Regions from separate parts of the Homo sapiens genome. Here region 2 is linked to region 1. A link is an interaction called in ENCODE POLR2A ChIA-PET data of the cell type or tissue named here. Cell type or tissue: OCI-LY7. All regions are shown on one strand. Each heading gives the region's core, and the rest is flanking DNA. Links, peaks and the distances in the headings are about the cores only.

The links. Peaks named below come from ENCODE experiments on the same cell type or tissue, not always from the same donor. Only the 100,000 strongest peaks of a DNase experiment are listed, where the experiment ranks them.
Region 2: POLR2A ChIA-PET joins it to region 1 with 6 read pairs; 3 of 35 experiments call an interaction of 5 or more read pairs at or near these places.

Annotation. Positions count from the first base shown.
Region 1 is chr3:136,727,896-136,733,971 of GRCh38, reverse strand. All of the region lies in intron 1 of STAG1 (STAG1 cohesin complex component), which reads left to right. Among named protein-coding and RNA genes, the nearest start is that of STAG1, 21 kb to the left of the region's middle. In OCI-LY7, for the core only: no CTCF peak of the experiment used is centred there; a DNase peak (open chromatin) is centred at 2,861.
Region 2 is chr3:136,445,191-136,449,190 of GRCh38, reverse strand. The region is part of intron 14 of STAG1 (STAG1 cohesin complex component); the gene reads left to right. Among named protein-coding and RNA genes, the nearest start is that of PCCB, 200 kb to the right of the region's middle. In OCI-LY7, for the core only: no CTCF peak of the experiment used is centred there; no DNase peak of the experiment used is centred there.

The DNA of each region.
Region 1 (6,076 bases), core at 1,054-5,053:
CCACACCCGGCTAATTTTTTGTATTTTTAGTAGAGACAGGGTTTCACCGTGTTAGCCAGGATGGTCTTGATCTCCTGACCTTGTGATCCGCCCGCCTTGGCCTCCTGAAGCGCTGGGATTACAGGCGTGGGCCACTGTGCCGGGCCTGCAAGTGTGTAGAAATTCTTATAGTGCCAAGGTATAAAAGTTGAACATTTTAGGCTGTGTTCTATTTTATTCTTATAGCCTAAATTAACTGTTGGGAAAACAATGCCTTAGTTTATGCCATGTGCTGCTAGTTACAGTTAAAAATCTCATGTGTTCACAGATGAAGCACTGTCACATGACAGATGGCTAAGAAATCTATTGTCCATTGTCTGGGAGAGTTCCTGGTGCCTGAATCACACTGTATCAAATTCTAATTGCGTGTTTCTGTCTATGTAAACTTGGGCAACTTCTTTAACCTTTCTAAGTCTCAGTTTTCTCATCTGTAAAATGGGAATAATAATAAAAGTATTCCACTGTTGTGGGCTGCACAACAGTGCAAATACAAAAGTAAAAGGAGTTGCCCTTCTCCCTGTCAGTGTGCGTTAAAAAGTTAGCCTTTGGCCAGGCACGGTAGCTCATGCCTGTAATCCCAGCACTTTGGGACGCTGAGGTGGGTGGATCATTTGAGCTCAGAAGTTTGAGACCAGCCTGGGCAACATAGCGAAACCCTGTCTCTACAAAAAAATACAAAAATTAGCCAGGCATGGTGGCTCGCATCTGTAGTCCCAGCTACTCTGGAGGCTGAGGTGGGAGGATTGCTTCAGCCCAGGAGGCAGAGGTTGCAGTGACCTAAGATGATGCCGCTGCACTCCAGCCTGGGTGACAGAGTGAGACTGTCTCAAAAAAAAAAAAAAAAAAAAGTTAGGTTTTAACCACTAGACTATATTGTGTTGTGCATAGATCCAAAGATCATTTATCTTAAAAGACATATCGTAATCTAAGTAAATGCTGAGGTTACTTTCTGTAAGCAAAGAATTTTAGTTAATTGGTTCTCATCAGCAGGTAGGGCTAGCAATAGATTAAAACTTTATTAATGAGGCCGAGCGTGGTGGCTCAAGCCTGTAATCCCAGCAGTTTGGGAGGCCGAGGTGGGTGGCTCACGAGGTCAGGAGTTTGAGATCAGTGTGGCCAAGATGGTGAAACCCCGTCTTTACTGAAAATACAAAAATTAGCCTGGCATGGTGGTGGGCACCTGTAATCCCAGCTACTTGAGAGGCTGAGGCAGGCGAATCACTTGAAACTGGGAGGTAGAGGTTGCAGTGAGCTGAGATTGCGCCGCTGCACTCTAGCCTGGGTGACAGAGCAAGACTCTGTCTCAAAAACAAAAAATTTATTAATGAGAATGGTCAGATGATAAGGTACTCTGGTTAATTGAGAGATGAAGGTTATCACCAGCGTGTTCTGCTTTTTAGTAAACATATTTCGGAAATTAGGCTCCTTTTCTTTCTTCAGAAAAGTGCTGCATCCTGGAAAGACATTGTAATGCTTCTTTGGTAGTTGATAAATTTTGATGGCTTTATCAGGATTATTTATGAATCTTAGCTTTTTCTTTATTATTCTGCACACAGAAGGTTAGGCATGAAACCAAGAGCAAAGTTGGAAAGTTACCTCTAGACAAAATAAGATGATGGCTTACTACTTTTTCCTCCCATTGGGATGCAGACAACAAAATTGTGACTAAGGTGTTTTTTTTTTTTTTTTTTTTTTAGTTGTGGATAAAAGATTTGATTTTATAGATACAAAGGCAACATGGTGTAGAAGAACAAAAACTAGTGTAGGGCCAGAGATCTGAGTTTTAATTATAACTCTGCCACTAACTGTGTGTCTTTGATTGATTACTTCTCTGGGCCTCAGTTTCTTCATCTCTAAAATTAGTGTCTTTGGCCAGATAGCTGGTTTCCAAGATTTCCTGTAATTTTTTTAGTCCCTGTTGAAATAATCATGAAGTTAAGTCTTTATCAGGTAATGCAGTTTTTGATTTGAAAGTCATTAGTTTTGAAGACCTAGGTGTGATATTTTGCCTCCACACCTCCCGTCTGTTTATTGGAATAATTTATGCTTTCCACTAGCTGATAAGTGCACAGGCCAAATAAAATGTTGATATTTAGATAGCACTTATAGTTTCTGGTGCCAGGTGTGGGCATGTGTTTGCTACATACTTGATGAAAAAGAGATAGGTTAGCAAGTGTTTTCGTGTAATTTTGCTCATTGAGTCATTCATCAAGCATTTGTTGAACATTTACAATGAGCCATATAGTGTGGTTATAAAGACATTGAAGCACAGTTCTTGTTTTCCCGAAGTACACAAGGAGGGGCATATGAAGACTCAGAACTTAGGTAGTACCTTCTTCGGAAATCTTTACTTGATAGGCTTATTGCTCCTCTCTTTCTCCCATCCAGGGTTGATCTAAGTGTTCTCTCTGCCTTTGTATTTTAGTGGCACACAGTGCCGGGGCTGCCATGAATGGTTGTAGAATTGGTACCCTGCCTAAAGATACTTGGCCAAAGTGGTAGGGGAAGGCTGAAATCCAGATTTTATTCTGCTTGACAAATTCTATTTGCTTTTTCCAGCTTTTTCTAGTTTACCTGCCCAGAGGAGAGTGCTTTTTCTAATTCTTACAAAAGAACCTGTGTATTCCAGCAAATATCCACCCTTTGCATTACTGTATCATAAACATTCTGTATTGCTTTTTTTTTTTGTAGTAAAGTTTTGTAGTGGGTAATGAATGCCTTGAGGTGGTTTGTTGAAGTGAGCAAATGCTTCCTGAAGGAGATGAATTGTTATGTGAGTTTTGAAAGAGAAGTGAAAGCCAGACAAGGGTAGATGTTGGAGATGAGAATGACATTTCAGGTGAAGGTACAGTGTATATATGCAAAGGGACAGAGCTGTGATATATAGCCCAGTGGTTCTTAAAGTGTGGTCCTAGCACCATGGTGTCAGCATTACTTAGAAACTTGTTAGACATGCAGATTCTTGGCCTTCACCATAGGCCTGCCAACTCAGAAATTCTGGGGATGAGCAATCTGTGTTTTTACAGGTCTTCAGGTGATTCTGATGTAGGCTGAAGTTTAAGAATCATTGCTATAGCCCACCTCTTCAGAAAGTGTTACTTGATTGTGTTTGGAGCATGGGGTGACTAGGGAAGAGTGATTAAAATACAGAGCTGTAAGTCATGAGCAGAGTGAAGTGCCAAAGGAAAGTGTTTGAACTTTGTCCTTAGGCCAGTGGCTGCACCTTAGAATTACCTGACAGCTTTAAAACTATAGCAGTGTCTGGGATTTGTCCCAGACCAGCTGAACCCAAATCTGAGTTTCTGATGCACAGTGAGAGTTGTGAACTATATATAGTTCTGATTATAATAGTGTACATATTTATTGAAAATGTATCAAACATGGTGTCAAGTAGCTTACATGCATAATAATTAAACAACACAGCAGTTTTATGTAGGTATTATTCCTATTTCACAGGCAAGGTAGAGAGGTTAAGTACCTTTTCCCAATGTTACATAGCTGGAAAGTGGTTGAGTCCAGGTTTTTGTGACTCTAAAGTCTAATGTCTTAAGCAATTAAAACAAAAAACCTTGGGTTCTTGAATTTGGATGGCAAAATAATGACATCTTTATTTTTACTAACCTATAACTGAAATTTAGCAGTTCCTTCAATTTCAAATGTTGGCAACAAATCACAGTTGTGTTAGCAATACTTATTTTGTCACCAACAGAAATTAGAAATATTTTCATATTAAATTACAGATTGGGTGTGGTGGTGTGGGCCTGTAGTCCCAGCTACTTGAGAGGCTGTGGTGGGAGGATTGCCTGAGCCCAGGAACTTGAGGTTGCAGTGACAGAGGGCCTGGGTGACAGAGGGCGACTCTGTCTCTTAACCACAATTAGCCGGGCGTAGTGGCACGTGTCTGTAGTCCCAGCTACTCAGGAGGCCAAGGCAGGAGAATTGCTTGAACCTGGGAGGCGGAGGTTGCAGTGAGCTGAGATCACGCTACTGCACTCCAGCTCGGGCAACAGAGCGAGACTCTGTCTCAAAAAAAAAAAAAAAAAAAAAAAAAAAAAGCCTGGCGTGGTGGCTCATGCCTGTAATCTCAGCACTTTGAGAGGGCGAGGTGGGTGGATCACTTGAGGCTAGGAGTTCAAGACTAGCCTGGCCAACATAGCAAAATCCTGTCTCTACTAAAAATGTTAATACAAAAATTAGCTGGGCGTGGAGGCACATGCCTGTAATCCCAGCTACTCGAGAGGCTGAGGCAGGAGAATCACTTGAAACTGGGAGGCGGAGGTTTCAGTGAGCCGAGATCATGTCATTGTACTCCAGCCTGGGTGACAGCACAGCTCTGTCTCAAAAAAAAAAAAAAAAAAAAAAGGAAAACTACAGATGTTGTAGATATTTCAAAGTACAATTTCAGTACTTCAAAATTAGGGTAATTGTTAGACTAACCTCTAGATCTTATTTACTGTGTTAAAGAATCATATTACAATATTTTAAGTTGCTTTAATATATTGATAATTGTATTTGAATATAATTAATTCTCTTATAAGCATGGTACCATTCACAAAGAGGGAGAGTTTAGTGGATAGCTTGATGTAGGGTAGACAGGAAATTTTAAATTCATAAATCCCTTTGTCTAGGCTGAGCGTGGTGGCTCACTCTTGTAATCCCAACACTTTGGGAGGCTGAGGCTGGCAGATCACTTGACCTCAGGAGTTTGAGACCAGCCTGGGCAACATGGTGAAACCCTGTCTCAAAAAAACAAAAACAAAAACAAAAAAACCACACACACGCAAATTAGCTAGGCACGATGGCATGCATATGTGGTCCCAGCCACTCTGGAAGCTGAGTCAGGAGAATCCCTTGAGCCAGGGAGGCAGAGGCTGCGGTGAGCCAAGATCGTGCCTTTCACTCTCGCCTGGGCAATAGGAGTGAAATCCTGTCTCAAAAAAAACAAAAGAATCTTTACAGAAGAGACTGTCTCTCTTTCCCATCCCTCCTTTATTTGTTTTGTTAAATAGAAATGAAACCTAAGTTCTTTGTTGTTACATGTCAAAGTATTAGATTAAAAAACACTTAGGGTTTAGGAGTGCTTTTTACTAAGCACTTCCTAATAAATTAGGGAAGAGGATTATATGCATCATCTCACCAGGCATTTTAACTATCCTATAGTTTGATATAGTGCTGTTTAATGTAACTTTCTGCAGTGATGGAAATTTTTTTGTTTGTGCTATCCAGTGTGGTAGTTGTTAACCACAATGATGCAGAAAGAGAAAGTAATATAGTAATAGTTAACAGGAACATAATAACATTATATAATAATAGTTAACAGTATGTGTTAGATGCCAACTACTGTTCTTAGCATATTGTATATATTGACTCATGTAATCCCTACAATAGCCCCATGTGGTGGGTAGGGCTAAGTCTCTTTACAGATGAAAAAACTGAGGCACGGAGAAGTTAGTTGACTTTCCAAAGGTTATATAGGTAGTAATTAGAAGATCTGGGATTCAGACTCTGGCAGTCTGGCTTCCTTTATGCTCCCTTTATACTTCTTTATCATTTTCCCCATACCCACAAATGCATTTACATGCTGCTTTCAGAAACAAGACATTAAAAGGAATTTAAGATAAATAATTTTGTTCTAATTATTAACTAAAAGTATTGTGGTACTTTATAGTTTATTTCCCCTTTGTTACTTGATTCTAATCATGGACTCAATTTACTATTTAGTGTAAGTAAACTTGTATTCAGTGTGGTGTTTTTTTGTTTTTGATTTTTTTTTTGAAATGGGCTTTCGCACTTGTTGCCCAGGCTGGAGTGCATGGCGCAACCTCGGCTTACTGCAACCTCCGCCTCCCAGGTTCAAGCAGCTCCCCTGTCTCAGCCTCCCGAGTAACTGGGATTACAGCTGCCCACCACCACACCTGGCTAATTTTTTGTATTTTTAGTAGAGATGGGGTTTCACCAGGTTGGCCAGGCTGGTCTCAAACTCTTGACCTCAGGTGATCTACCCGTCTCAGCCTCCCAAAGTGCTAGGATTACAGGC
Region 2 (4,000 bases), core at 1-4,000, 280 kb after region 1:
TGACTTTTATGGTATCCTGTGTTTCACAAGAAATATTCTTTGTGAAAATCTCTCCTCTTATCTTTTTATACTAGTGTACACCTAGGATGAATGCTTAATGAAGCCATATTCTCATAGTATGATGGTATTCCAATTGTGCTCTACTCTGAATTTCTCTTTGTTTTACTGTCACACACTTTAATTGGTAAAATTTTGTAATAGACTTGTGAAATACTGAATTTAAAGAGACTTTAGAAATAATAGAGTAGAAAGAGTCTTTTTTTTTTGGGATGGAGTCTTGCTGGAGTGCAGTGGTGCAATCTCCACTCACTGCAACCTCTGCCTCCTGGGTTCAAGCGATTCTCCTGTCTCAGCCTCCCGAGTAGCTGGGATTAGAGGCATGCGCCACCACGCCTGGCTAATCTTTTTATTTTTAGTAGAGATGGAGTTTCGCCATGTTGGCCAGGCTGGTCTTGAACTCCTGACCTCAGGTGATCCACCCTCCTCAGTCTCCCGAAGTGCTGAAATTACAGGCGTGAAGCACTGTCCCCAGCCAAGGGAGTCTTTTATAGATTAGTTACAGACTGATATGGTTTGGCCCTGTCCCCACCCACATCCCATCTTGAATTGTAATAATCCCCATGTGTCAAGGGTGGGACCAGGTGGAGATAACTGTATCATAAGGGCAGTTTTTCTTACATGGTTCTCATGGTAGTAAGTCTCACGAGATCTGATGTTTTTATCAATGGGATTTCCCCTGCACAAGCTCTCTTGCCTGCCACCATGTAAGATGTCCCTTTGCTCTTCCTTCATCTTCTGCCATGATTGTGAGGCGTCCCCGGTCATGTGGATCTGTTTTGTGAGTCCATTAAATCTCTTTCCCTTATAAATTTCCCAGTCTCTGATATGTCTTTATTAGCAGCATGAGAACAGACCAGTACACAGACATTTACCTGGGATTAACTGAACTGATTATTTTTTTCTTTATTTTACTGAAATGAGAAGTAGTAACATTTTAGTAGAATTATAAAATGTTGAATTGGAATCAGTTTGCAGTGCATGTAAAATGTGATTAAGAGATCTGCATAAACAAGTCAGTAACTTTGTTTTCTTTTGGTACCAAAAGGTGATTTTTTAAGATGTTTCAACCTGTGACAGTCATTGATTTCAGGTGACAAAATACCTTGTATTTTAGATGCATGCCAGATAGTTGGATAAGTCGTACTTGAATGTGATAAGTCTGGATTTCCCTAGAGGTAGTATGACTCTAGAATTTATTATAAAAAGTGTGATGCAGCCAGGCGCGGTGGCTCATGCCTGTAAACCCAGCACTTTAGGAGGTGGAGGCGGGCAGATCACGAGGTCAGGAGATCGAGACCATCCTGGCTAACACGGTGAAACCCCGTCTCTACTAAAAATGCAAAAAATTAGCTGGGCCTGGTGGCGGGCACCTGTAGTCCCAGCTACTCTGGAGGCTGAGGCAGGAGACTGACAGGAAAATGACATGAACCCGGGAGGCGGAGCTTGCAGTGAGCCGAGATCGCACCACTGCCCTCCAGCCTGGGCGACAGTTTAAGACTCTGTCTCAAAAAAAAAAAAAAAAAAAAAAAAAAAATGTGATGCTTTTCAGAGGGATAAGGATGCTATTAGTAATTATTTCAAAACAACAAGAACAACCCAGAACATTTCTGGATAATCTGGCAGTATGGTCACCCTTCTTCTTTTTTTATTGTTTTATTTTTTGGAGACCAAATCTCGGTCTGTTGCCAGACTGGAGTGCAGTGGCAGAATCTTAGCTCACTGCACCCTCCGCCTCCTGGGATCAAGTGATTCTCCTGCCTCAGCCTCCTGAGTAGGTGGTACTGCAGGCACGCGCCACCACACCCAGCAATTTTTGTATTTTTAGTAGAGACGGTTTCACCATGTTGGCCAGATGGTCTCGATCTCTTGCTGCCCGCCTTGGCCCCCCAAAGTGCTGGGATTACAGGCGTGAGCCACCACGCCCAGCCAGTCACCCTTCTTATGAATGAGGAGGATAATTGTGACAGTCATTTAAGACAGGAAAATTGACAGCTTCTTATCGATATTTTTAAGAAATTTCCCAAAAATGCCAGGCACGATGGCTCACGCCTGTAATCCCAACACTTTGGGAGGCCGAGGCGGGTGGATTACCTGAGGTCAGGAGTTCGAGACCAGCCTGGCCAACATAGTAAAACACAGTCTCAACTAAAAATACAAAAATTAGCAGGGTGGCGTGGTGGGATGCACCTGTAGTCCCAGCTACTCAGGAGGCTGAGGCAGGAGAATTGCTTGAACGCAGGAGGCAAGAGGTGGCAGTGAGCCGAGATTGCGCCACTGCATCCTGGGCGACAGAGCAAGACTCTGTCTCAAAAAAAAAAAATATGAAAGAGAAATTAAGGTACAGTATAGATTAAGAAATTTTATTATATTGTGTAGTAGGAGCTGTGTAGGAGAACAGAAACAAGGGAGGCCAGGCACTGTGACTCATGCCTGTAATCCCAACACTTTGGGAGGATGAGGCGGGTGGATCACTTGAGGTCAGGAGTTCAGGACCAGCCTGGCCAACATGGTGAAAGCCTCTCTCTACTAAAAATGTAAAAATTAGTCAGGCATGGTGGCAGGTGCCTGTCATCTCAGCTACTCGGGATGCTGAGACAGGAGGATCGCTTGAACCTGGGAGGCGGAGGTTGCAGTGAGCCGAGATCATGCCGTAGCATTCCAGGCTGGGCGACAGAGTGAGACTCTGTCTAAAAATAAAATAATTTAAAAAAAAACAATGAAGGGAAAGAACCAAATCAAAGGACATGCAGTCAGATTACTGCCTAATAGACTCTATATGCAGATTATTACTTGAACATGTTTTCTAGGGAAGTGAAAAATCAATACAATAAAAGGAAAAGAGGAGTATAAGAAACATTGGTGAGCAAATAAATTAAAAAACAAAAAACAAAAACCTGAGCGCTAAACCTAAAAACTATGACATTGATGTTTAAGGCAAATATCTATTAATTAGTTTTTAAATGTAGGAGTATAGTGTTCAAATTAAATGAAGAGAAGTGAAAAATAGGCTAAGGATTTTGATAACGGATAAATGCTAGAAAATAAAACCCTGAATGAAGGACAGATAAAGTAATCAAGAAAACATCACAAATAGAGCACAGAAAATAAAATGCCAGCAATATTTTCAGCATGAGTAATCCCAGTAAATATAAATCAATTAACATATTTTATTAAAATGCAGATTATCATTTGGGATTGAAGTAAATGAAGAATAGCTTTATGCTATTTACAAACACATCTTAAAATAACTTATAGGAAGTTTATAAATAATAGGCTGGATAAAGGCTGGAAATAACTAATAAATGATTACACAAAGATAGCAGAGGGGGCAATATCAGTACAAGATAAACCAGAATTAAAGACCAAAAGCATTAAGAGGGATAGAAAGGGGATAGTCTGTATTTATTGAAGGTATAATCTGCCAAATATATGCGATTGTAAATCTTCATATACCTATTCTACAGAAATACACATAATCAAGCACAAAAGCATATTCAGCTGATTTATTGTAAAATATATAAAACAAAATTTACCTTGTTAAGTATACAGTTCATTGGCATTAAGTACATTTATATTGCTAGGCAGTCATCACTGCCATTTATCTCCAGAACTTTTTCAAATCTTCCCAAACTGAAACTCTTTATTTTAGCTTAAAATAAAGCTCTTTAATTTATATATGTATAAATAATAACTCTTTAATTTAGCATGGGTTAATAGCAACAGTTTTGAAACAATTTATTTTTCTTTTTTCTGCTGCCATTGTTCATCTTTGACTCTTGAGTTGTGCACCTCTTGTTCCTGTCACTGTTGGAGTAATGTTATGGATGGTCTAAGGATAGTTTCTCAGAATATGCGAATTAGGAAAGTTTGAAGATATCTCCCTCAAACCTTTGCCTATATTATTTACAAGCAAAGATGCTAATCAGTATTATTTACTCTG